2 separate regions of the Homo sapiens genome follow, and region 2 is linked to region 1. A link is a contact called in ENCODE Hi-C or POLR2A ChIA-PET data. All regions are on one chromosome and are shown on one strand. The core of a region is the stretch at or near the end of the contact, and the rest is flanking DNA. Distances in the headings are between cores, read along the strand shown. Region 1 holds the start of INPP5D (inositol polyphosphate-5-phosphatase D). Region 2 holds the start of GIGYF2 (GRB10 interacting GYF protein 2).

The links. A loop is a pair of places that touch in the nucleus more often than their neighbours do. ChIA-PET counts read pairs that join two places held with the same protein, here RNA polymerase II (POLR2A). Pooled maps may share reads with other maps.
Region 2: a loop to region 1 is called in a map of B cell, with 6 times the contacts of the local background. The contact joins the promoter of GIGYF2 here to the promoter of INPP5D in region 1. A Hi-C loop is called at or near these places in 5 of 168 maps with a recorded cell type or tissue (B cell, CD4-positive, alpha-beta T cell, cardiac septum and 1 more), 16 of 37 single-sample maps with no recorded cell type and 13 of 50 pooled maps. POLR2A ChIA-PET finds 5 or more read pairs at or near these places in 1 of 52 experiments (activated naive CD8-positive, alpha-beta T cell).

What each region holds. Positions count from the first base shown.
Region 1 is chr2:233,056,477-233,062,132 of GRCh38, reverse strand. It overlaps INPP5D (inositol polyphosphate-5-phosphatase D), which reads right to left and starts at 1,791. Exons shown (of 27, transcript NM_001017915.3): 1 at 1,521-1,791. The coding sequence starts at 1,654. RefSeq lists enhancers at 1-60, 1,147-1,236, 1,837-2,116 and a silencer at 1,557-1,636.
Region 2 is chr2:232,694,137-232,699,255 of GRCh38, reverse strand. GIGYF2 (GRB10 interacting GYF protein 2) reads right to left here and starts at 1,925. Exons shown (of 29, transcript NM_001103146.3): 1 at 1,864-1,925. RefSeq lists enhancers at 727-1,421, 1,422-2,118 and silencers at 1,623-1,952, 1,983-2,072.

The DNA of each region.
Region 1 (5,656 bases), core at 542-3,041:
CAGACTGGGCTTGTGAGAGGCCTAAGAGAATCTTCCTGCTCCTTCTAAGGCCCCGGCAGCAGCAGGTCCCCACTGGGGAAGTCCAGGCAGCCTGGGCCTGCGTTCCTTCCCCTGAGGCATGAGAGAGGGGACACAGGAAACCAGTCTTTGGAGGTGGGGCTGCAGACTGTCAGCACAGGCCAGCGACCAGCTGCGAGCCTGGCTTGGTTTCCAGTGCCCCAGCTGACCCTGTAAACACTGTGGCTCCCCTTGCTTCTTTCTCCAGCCCTGCAAGGCTACATGCCTGCCCCGCTGGACTGGGAGCAGGAGAGGTTGGGCCACAGGCTGCTGGTCTCAGCTGCAGCCTCTGGGGGCAGATGGCCGTGGCTTTGACTGTTGTCACTCACTTAACCTGCCAGGGCCTCAGATTTCTCATCTGCAAAGTGGGGCTTTTAACAGGACCTTCACTTTAGGTTGTGGTGAGGATGAAATGGGCTAACAAATGCTTAGCACGACAGGTCCCAGCTGTGAGTCAGTATTCAAAACAGGTCTGGGTTCATCACCCAATTCCCCTCCTGCCTGGAGAAGCACAAGGCCCTGGCTGCTCGGGGGAACATTTCTGCCAGCCCAGGGATGCTACTTGAGATGTTCAGGTGGACACACATTTCCCTGACTACACTCCGGCACTGCCTGAGGCCCCGGCAAAATGATTAGACCAAGAGCTGCAGGGCAAGGCCCCCCTATGATTAGACCGAGAGCTGCAGGGCAAGGGCCTCCTTCAGACGCTGGACAGGAAGGGGGTTTTAGAAAGGAACCTTCAGCAAGTGGCTGGTTCCTCCATTGTTAGCACAGCTGGTACATTCAGTAACATCCCCAACCGGGCAGTGGGAGGAGTTGATGGTGACAGAGACCCAAATTGAGGGGGTGGGGGGTGGGCAGCGGTCACAGCCAAGTGCTCAGGAGAGAGAAGAGGCTGCTCGCTGGTGGTAATGGTGACTTCCTCTGCTCTCAGGCCCCTGAAAGCAGCTTCTGACTGAATGGAAAGTCCTTTCTTGATTAAACTCACCCCATATTCTTGGCTCGCCAAACAACAGCTTCCTCCAGGGGCCCGAAGCCTGGGTGCTCCAGGAAGGGTCCCCCTTGCCACCTTTGCTCTTCTCAGGGTTTCTGAGCTGGGCATCTTTGAGCTGATCTCTAACACACCCACCTCCACAGAGCCCTGAGCTTCCTCCTGGCTCCAAAAGCCCAAACTCCCTTCTCTCGGTCCCCAGACTCCAAGGAAGCCACAAGGTCCATACAGCTCATGGGAAGCTGGGGTGTAACATCAGGCCTCAGAGTGGTTCTGACAGCTCCAAGGCTGCAAAACCTGCCATGAGACCAGCTCTCTGAACTCCAAGGACAAGGTCCATGACAGGGTGGCGGGGAAGTGTGCATGTCAGATCACTCTGTCCTGTGACATAAGAACAACCCATCTCAAAGCTGGGCCCCCTCTAAGCCCCTCTGTCATATCTGTGCCCGGGGAGGGAGCAGGTTGTACTCACAGCACGCAGAGCGCGTATGCCCGGGAGATGGACTCGCTGGCACGCACGAGGAAGCTCCCGTCCTTGCCTGTCCTGGAAAGCAGCTCCTCCGCCTTGGAGCGGGTGATGTTGCCATGGTTCCAGCAGGGGACCATGGTGGGCGTGGGCCTCCTCGGCCGGGCCGGCAGGCACCCCCAGGACCCACACACCACCGAGGGGAGCGGAGGCCCCTCCACTGCAACCTGCCGCCCGTTGCCTCTTGGTGGCCTCGGCTGCTGCCACCAGCTTAACTGACTGACTTCCTGTTTCAGGCGCTCAGTGAGGGAAAGGAAACTGAGCTGCGGAGAACTTCCTCATTACAGAAACCAAGCAAGAGAGAGAGAGAGAAAGAGAGAGAGGGGGGGGCCCTGGCCGTCCACCGTCCCCTACACCCTGCCACGGCTGCCGCGGCTCTCTTGCCAGCCCTCTCCTTCCTGGCAACTGGTCGCAGCGTACAATTGAAGTGTCCAGTGGCAGCTGAAGTCCCCCTGGGTGGAATGACCGGCTCTGGAGACGTCAGGAGAGTTGTGGCCACTTCTGAAGAAGCATGGCCTAGCAGGCATGGGTGGGCCAGAGAAGTGGTTCTTCTGCGGCCGTGCTGACACCCACGTGGGATGCCATGCCCTAGACAGGCCCCCGAGCCTTCTGCTCTCCCTCAGGGCTTTTCAGCACCCACCCTGAACCTCCAAAACACCCAAGGGGGCACAGCTTCTCAACTGGGACTACGGCCTGCCCAGGACAGAGCAAACTTGAGGGGGAGGGGACAGTCGAGCCCCACCCCTCCCCTTTAGAGACTCCCAGCGGCCTGGGTGCTGGGAGACCTTGGCTGCCACCAGCCGAGGGCGCCAAGGTCCAAGTGATGGCTCTGTGACCCCATTACCCTCATTCCCAGGGGCGGGTGGGTGCTGCACGGGCAGCACAGCTCTGATCCCTGCAGTCCAGCTTGGAGACACACAAAGGGAGCTTGGAGGGGATGTGGGCCGTTTACAGCGGGAACATAGGCTGGGTTTTTCCCTGGGCTTCTCCAGGATGCTGGGGAAACAAGCTCGGAGAGGAGAACCCCAAAGCCCCACAGGGCAGGCTGGCCGCCTGGCCAAGGACAACACTGGGTGCTGAGTCCTGCGTCTCAGCAGTCGGGGTGGCCGGTCGGACTGCACCGCCTCCAAGACTGGGCATGGCCACATATGCCCACCACTCAAAGAGGAGCTGCCTCTCCAGGGACCGCCATCCAGGACCAGTCATTTCTGAGGGCTCTGCGGTGGACACCCATCCCTCAGCCCCCAGACCTGGGCACCTTCCGTCCTTGGGTCCGGCCCACCAAGGCCGAAGGGGCACGTGTTGACCCGCTGCACAAAGAGTGCCCCCACCATCCCACATCCAGGCCTTGGCCTCCAGGACATGACAACAGACTCCCTCCAGGAAGGGGCACCAGCCAGGCAGCGCCACCACATTCAAGCTGTGGGAACCTGGTCAAGTTTCTTCTCTCTCTCGGCCTTGGTTTCTTCTTGTCTAACTTGAAGGACGTAGCTCGTAAAAGAGCTCACATGTGCCCAGGGGCTCAACATGTGTCACACTGATGGTTGTCCCAGAACAGGGCCCCCAGCACCTCCCCGCTGAGCAACACACATGGCAGGCGAGTCTGTAGGGCAGACAAAGCACTCCCAGTCAAGGACCTCTGGCCAGGCTGGGAGCCAGGCGTGGGGATAGAGTGGTGATGGGAACTGGCCTCCATGCTCCGGCCCTTCCGCAGCACGCCACCTCTGCAGCAGCCCAGTGTGGAGGCCTCTCATTCCCCACCCACGCCTCCACTCAGCACCTGTCCACCCCCTCCTTATGGGGTCATCTCCTATGCTCCCATTGTGTACCTTCACACCCTTCTCACTTCCCTGCTGGCCTCCACCAACATCCATGAAGTCCTGGACCACGCCACCAGGAGGATCCATTTGCAATACTGGTCCCTTTACACCTCCACCCACTCATCTCTAGAGACCCCTACCATGCCAAGACTGCCCTACTTAGAGAGCTTCCCCCAAACCCCCAGCCCCCCACCTCTCACACCTCTATTCCCACGGTCCTTGCCATTCCACAGAGTGAGATCCCCTGGCACACACGCCACACGGGCACTCTTCCCTCATTTTTAAGGCCCATCCCAACTTTGCTTCCTTTTCCACCCAATTGCCTGATCTATCCAGCATGGTCAGCTGGCTTGTCCCCCACCCTTCTGCCCTCCACATTCAGGAAATCCCAGTATCTAGATCAGAGCTGCCCTTTTGGTGGGTGGATTTTTTTTTTTTGTAGGTCTCCAGTCAATATAAATAATTTTAACGTATTACAAAATTCACAAACTCATGTGAGGGATAGTGATTTATCAATGAAGACTTCAAATAATGGCTAGAGAGTGGCCAGGCACAGTGGCTAACACCTGTAATCCCAGCACTTTGGGAGGCTGAGGGGAGTGGATCACCTGAGGTCAGGAGTTTGAGACCAGCCTGGCCAACATGGTGAAACCCTGTCTCTACTAAAAAAAAAAAAAAAAAAAATCAGGTGGGTGTGGTACGTGCCTATAATCGCAGCTACAGCTACTTTGGAGGCTGAGCAGGATAATCACTTGAACCCAGGAGGCGAAGATTGCAGTGAGTCGAGATCGTGCCACTGCACTCCAGCCTGGGTGATAGAGCGACACAGTAAAAAAAAAAAAAAATTACTGTTCCAAATTTTATAGCATAAAGGTAGAACCACACATCTTCCAGCCATATTCTCTTGAATGTGTTAGGCCATAATCACTGCATTCCTACCTTGAGATCCCATTTGATGATGATTGCACCCTGGCCCTCCACATACAAGAGCAGTCTCACTCTCCAGGGATGTCTGCCTGCATCTGGCTTGGCAGGATCAATGTGGAGAGCTCAGCATCACCACATGGATGGGAGGTGGGAGATGATGCTGATGGGAAGAGCCCGTGGGTGTATCGGTGCTGTGGAGCAATGTCCTCGAAAGACGTTGGAGGAGGCAGCTGCCTGATAGTGGACAGGAGCCTCCAGAAGGGATAAGGGACTGCCAGCTGCTGCTGGCAGGGGTGATGAGGGCCTAGACCACCTGCCACTATCCTTGCTGTCCTCAATGCTCGGGGCCACTCAAAGGAGAAACCTGCTCCCCAGGCTGTGCCCAGGAGTCACACCCAGCCATAGGGCCCCAGAGCGATTGCATAGTGTGAGTCTATGCATTCCTTGGAGCATCTGGTCAACCTCACCCATGGGGCAGAGGCTTGGAAAGCAGCTGAGGGGAAGAAGTGGGGTCAGACTCACTCATGTGATCCTGGGTCCAGACTGGGGCACCTGCCCAAAGGCACTGCCAGCCCTGGCAAGCCCCAGGCCCCATCAGGGGACTTGAACAATTTCTGGGAAAGCTGGGCAGTGAGAAGCATCAGGGTGGTCTGGCAGGCACCTGGTCATGGGCACTCAGCCAACTCTAGAAGCTCCGGGAAGAACAGACAGGCCTCAGTGTTGAAGAGGAGGGCTGACATGGCAGGGCCAAGGCATTGGAGCAATTCTGCTTTGGCAACCTTAAGTGAGGGCGGGTCACAGGAAGGTTTGAGTCTCAGGACAGGGTCAGGGCAGGCTGGGAGAGAGGGACAATGGAGACACCAAGCTTCTTGTCCAGGGGTCCTTCCACCGTGGACAAGAAACAGAAAGAATTTCAGGGTCTGAGAAGGGACTGAGCCAGGAGAGGGGAGGCAGAGGTCAATATATACTGTATATATATATGTGTGTGTGTGTGTGTATATATATATATATATATACACACATACACACACACATTACATCATATATATAGTGTGTATATATATACACACACATTATATATATATAATATATATTTACTATACAATGTTAACAGATATACAATATATCTAAGCATTTGTCTCTGTACTTCCCTTCCCCTCCTGTGTTCATCGAAGCCCTTTACTATGCCCCAGGGCTCCCACTCCCCCCAGCCTGGGTGGATAGATAGATATCACTCATGGCTTGGGGTGCAGGGGCTGAAAGTGTTCACTCACTGAGTGCTAAAAGCAAAGGGAGCAGTGATGGTTAATTTTATGTCAACTTGGCTGGGCCTCA
Region 2 (5,119 bases), core at 676-3,175, 360 kb after region 1:
CGGGTCTTTGCTCTTGCTGCTCCCTAGCCTAGAGCACTTTTACCCCAGTATAGCTAAAGAAACAGCACCTTCACCTCTGTTGGGTTTTTCCTCCAGTGTTAGCTTCTCCATGAGGCCTTCTCAGGGCACTTAAAATTAACCCCTCCCCAAACCCCTATTATTCTATCTCCCTGACTCATTTTTTTCTTTCACATCGCTTACCACTACATCAAGTATTTTACCTATTTATCTGTCTAGAAATGAATTCCATACAGACAGGAATTGTTTGGTCTGTTTTGCTCCCAGTACTTAACAGTGTAGTAAGTGCTCAACAGGGTATCTGTCAAATAAATGAATGTATGAATGAATAAACAAATGAATGGAAGCACATGGTTCCTTCTCCCTCCCAAACCTCAAGAGTCTCAAATGCTGTCAGGTACCAAAAAGTCATGAAGCCCTCTCCTTTCTGGTGAAGCACTACCATCACCAGTGTATTCCTTGATGTTAAATTTCGAAAGAAACATCATGTGACATTTTTCCAGTTACGTGCCACTTTTAAATACTTTTCTAGTGTCCTCTTCTGTTGTCAACATCTGATGTAAAAGCCAAGTACATATTCCAGTTTGAGCACATCAGAAACTGCTACACCAACTAGTAAAACACGTAAAACCATCAATGAATAAGAGAAAGTATTTGTGTTCTAGGCAAAATGGACAAAATAAGGCCAAAGCTACAAATATTAGAAGGAGCAAAATTAATGTACAGAAAGAATGACAGAATTTTTTTTTCTAATCTAGGAAGTCATTTGATTCTAAAAAGGACATACTATATAAAGAAAGAATACCTTCCCCAGGCACAACATTGGGAATCAAAACTGCCTTAATTCAATGTATGTAGCTCTAGAAAGGAAGCTGTTCACAGCTTCTAGCCCCATACTCAATTTCTTGCAAGTTAAACTGGAATACTTACCTTTCTTACAGAGAGACTACGTGTGTTTAAGTGCTTTGACTTGCAGGAAAACGAAAACAACAAAATAAAAAACACAGTACTAAATAATTAACTGCAAAACAACGTTATTGCTTCCCAAACACGGTCATACGCTCCGCTTCTTTCATGCCCCCATTCCCTGTTCGCTTGATTTATGTTTCAGTCGCAAAACAAGTATTCAGAGTGCTTTTGGAAACTGACACTTAAGGATAATGCCCATTTCAACCTGATGTGAACATTTGGGTCCCCAAGGCTGCCATGGGCTCTAGTTTCCCAGCCTCGGTCCCAAGGTTCCGATCATGGTGGCTGCACCTCGCCTCAGGCCTGGTCCAGACCCAGTACTCTCGCCACGGAAGGAGTCTCCTCCGTCCAGATGCTCTGTGGGGAAGGCAGGAGCGCACCTCCCAGGGACCAGGTGTGGACAGGAGAGCCGGCAGGAGCAGCTGTCTGGCCGCAGCAGCTGTTACCGGGCCACCCCGAGACTGGGCGGGTGTCTGGCGCGGAGAAGCAAGCAGAGGAAGGCGAGCCCTCCAGCTCCGAGCAAGCCGGCCTGACACTGCCCACCCCACAACCCTCCTGCCTTGTTCGGCTCCCCTCGCAATGCCAAGAGGCCCTGGCCTAGGGGCTTCTCGGCTCCTCGCGGCCGTGACGCGCCAGGGCCCTCAGCGCCCCTCGCCCAGGAGGAGGCTCCCTCCGGCCCTGCACCTGACCTGTCCCGTCGCCTGACGGCCCAAGCCGGCCGGAGCGGCCTGTGGGTGTCCATGCGGCCGGGCCAGCTCGGGCAGGAGGAGCAGGGGCGCGAACGCGGACCGGAGACACAGGCGGCCCGGGACGCGGCGGCGGGGCCGGGGCGCGGAGCAGAGCCGGGCAGGGGAGCGACACGGAACGGCTGGTTACCTGCGGTCCGGGACAGGGAGTCTCAGAACCCCAGTCAGTCCTCAGCCTCAACAACACAAGATGGCCGACACGTCGCCACGCACGTCACGTGACCGCGCTCCCGCTCCGCCACGCCCCCTGCTCCGCCCCCGCCCCTTCCCGCTTCCCTCCCCACTCTCCAGTCTCCCACGACATCCTTCCTTTCCGCCACCACCCGCCCCTCTGCCCAGACACGCCCCTGCCCGAGACCCGGATGAAAGGTTGGAAGAGGGCGGGGCCGTGGCAGTGCGCAGGCTCCCGCTGACCCCTTGGCAGCAGCCGGGTACCTGCCCTTGAGTTGAGTGGTGTTGGTGTCCAGGGTTGGGCCCGGACCAGGCACCGTGTGACTCACTGTCCTGTACGCCCAGAGCTCTTTTGCAGTTCAAAAGCCTCTGCATCACTTGCGGGCTGGTTTTCCAAATTAGAACTTTTCCACAGCTTTTAGTCCGGCATTTTTCTTCGCAGTTGCCATCCTAGAGCGAATGGGAAAGCCGCAAAAGCTGAAATTCAAAGCAGTTTCTCTACTTGTTAACAGTTCTGGTAGAACTGGGAATTCATTTCAGAGTGTTGTACTGGGACAGCTGGAAAGGACTTGAGAGCTCTGATTCCTTCCTAGGACATCTGGGGCTATAACCCTTTTACCTAGAGATGAACTATTTTGGAATTGACAGATAAAATACAAGACACCCAGCAATATTTGGGGCACACACTGAAAAATTGTTCGTTGTTTTTCTGAAATTCAAATTTAATTGGGCGTCCTGTGTTTGCTAAATCTAGCAACTCTATCCTTAGGCATCCCATTCTTGCCTGTGTCTCCAACTTCTTCCTTCCTACAGGATCCTTCCTGTCAGCTTTAAAGATTACTTGTGTCTCCCATCTTAAAATGGAATGTTAAAAACTCCAATTCTCATGCCGGGCGCAGTGGCTCACACCTGTAATCTCAGCACTTTGGGAGGCGGAGGTGGGCGGATCACGAGGTCAGGAGATCGAGACCAGACCATCCTGGCTAACACGGTGAAATCCCGTCTCTACTAAAAATACAAAAAAAAATGTAGCCGGGCGTGGTGGCACGCACCTGCAGTCGCAGCTAGTCGGGAGGCTGAGGCAGGAGAATCGCTTGAACTGGGGAGGCAGACGTTGCAGTGAGCCGATATCGCGCCACTGCACTCCAGCCTGGCGACAGAGCAAGACTCCGTCTAAAACAAAAACAAAAACCTCCAATTCTCGGCCGGGCAGTGGCTCACGCCTGTAATCCCAGCACTTTGGGAGGCCGAGGCGGCGGATCACCTGAGGTTGGGAGTTTGAGACCAGCCTGACCAACATGGAGAAACCCCGTCTCTACTAAAAATACAAAATTAGCCGAGCGTGGTGGCGCATGCCTGTAATCCCAGCTACTTGGGTAGCTGAGGCAGGAGAATCGCTTGAACCCGGGATGCTGAGATTGCGGTGAGCCAAGATCGCGCCACTGCACGCCAGCCTGGGCAACAAGAGTGAAAATCCGTCTCGAAAAAAACAAATAAACAAACAAACAATCAAAAACACCAATTCTCCCTCCTGCGACCCTGTTCCCTTTCAAAGCCAAGCTGCACCAAAGAATTGTTTATATGCACTTTCTCCATTTCCACACCTGGCATGCAATCATCAACCACACCGATGTGGCTTCTGTCCTTTCCTATCTGCCTATTGCTTGCCCTAAGAACACCCCATCCTACAGGTTGATAACTGGAGTCTTTCAGTCCTCATCTTGACTTCGTGTTTCCCTGTCTTCAATATGATTGGCCTCTTCCTACTTTCTGAAACACTTTATTTATTTATTTATTTATTTTTGAGACAGTTTCGCTCTTGTTGCCCAGGCTGGAGTGCAATGGCGTGATCTCCGCTCACCGCAACCTCCGCCTCCCAGGTTCAAGCGATTCTCCTGCCTCACCCTCCCAAGTAACTGAGATTACAGGCATATGCCACCACGCCCGGCTAATTTTGTATTTTTAGTAGAGACGGGGTTTCTCCATATTGATCAGGCTGGTCTTGAACTCCCGACCTCAGGTGATCCGCCCACCTCGGCCTCCCAAAGTGCTGGGATTACAGACATGAGCCACCGCTCCCGGCCTTCTGAAACACTTTCTTCCCTTGACTTTTATACCCTTACCGCTCAAAGTGGTACAGTAGCATCAACATCACGTGGAGACTTGTTAGAAATACAGAAACTCAAAGGAGCCCTTCACAGTCCCATTCTGCAGAATTCTACCCCCATAGCTTGGGAAAACATAGAGAGATCCCATTTCTAAAAAAAAATAAATACATAATAATTAGCCAGGCGTGGTGGCGTGCACCTGCAGTCCTAGCTACTTGGGAGGCTGAGGATCACCAGCCCAGGAATACAAAGCTACAATGAGCTATGATCATGCCACTGCACTCCAGCCTGGGCAAAAGAGCAAGACCCTGTATCTAAAACAAACAATCAAAAAGAACTCTACCCATCATCCATGTTGTTCTCTTCTCCTTGATCTTCCCCCTGAACTAAGTGCTCCAGATAGGCCCATGTTAAAAGATTCGTAAACATGACATTATGTTTTAGCCTTTGCACATGCTGTTCCATCCTGCTGCAATGCCGTTCCCAACACTTACCCACTTCTCCCCAACCTGCAACTCCTGCCAGTCCATGTGTTACTGCCTCTGTGCCTCCATTAGACCAAAGAATTTACCCCTTGAGCTGTTATTTTTAAGGAAAAAAGTAATACTAATACTTGTTATGTACTGACCACCCCATTAAAAACTTTCCTTGCACTGTCTCATGTGATCCTAGTAAGAGCGCTATGGAGCAATCCAACCAGGCTTCTGAGAGAAGTGCTTACCATATCCAAATCTCAACCAGGATTTCCAAGCCCAGGCTGGCAAATTGTAGAACCCATGTCCCTAACCAACTTGTCATGCCACCTCTCTGATGCCATGCCACCTGTACATTGCCTATACATATATTTTTTAAATTAAGATATAATTTGCACACAATAAAATTTAGCACTTTTAGTGCACAGTTCTGCAACTTGAGACAAATATATACAAGTGGCCAGGCACGATGGCTCACGCCTGTAATACCAGCACTTTGGGAGGCTGAGGCAGTCAGATCACCTGAGTTCAGGAGTTCAAGACCAGCCTGGCCAACATGGTGAAACCCCATCTCTACTAAAAATACAAAAAAAAGTAGCTGAGCATGATAATGTAGAACTGTAGTTCCAGCTAC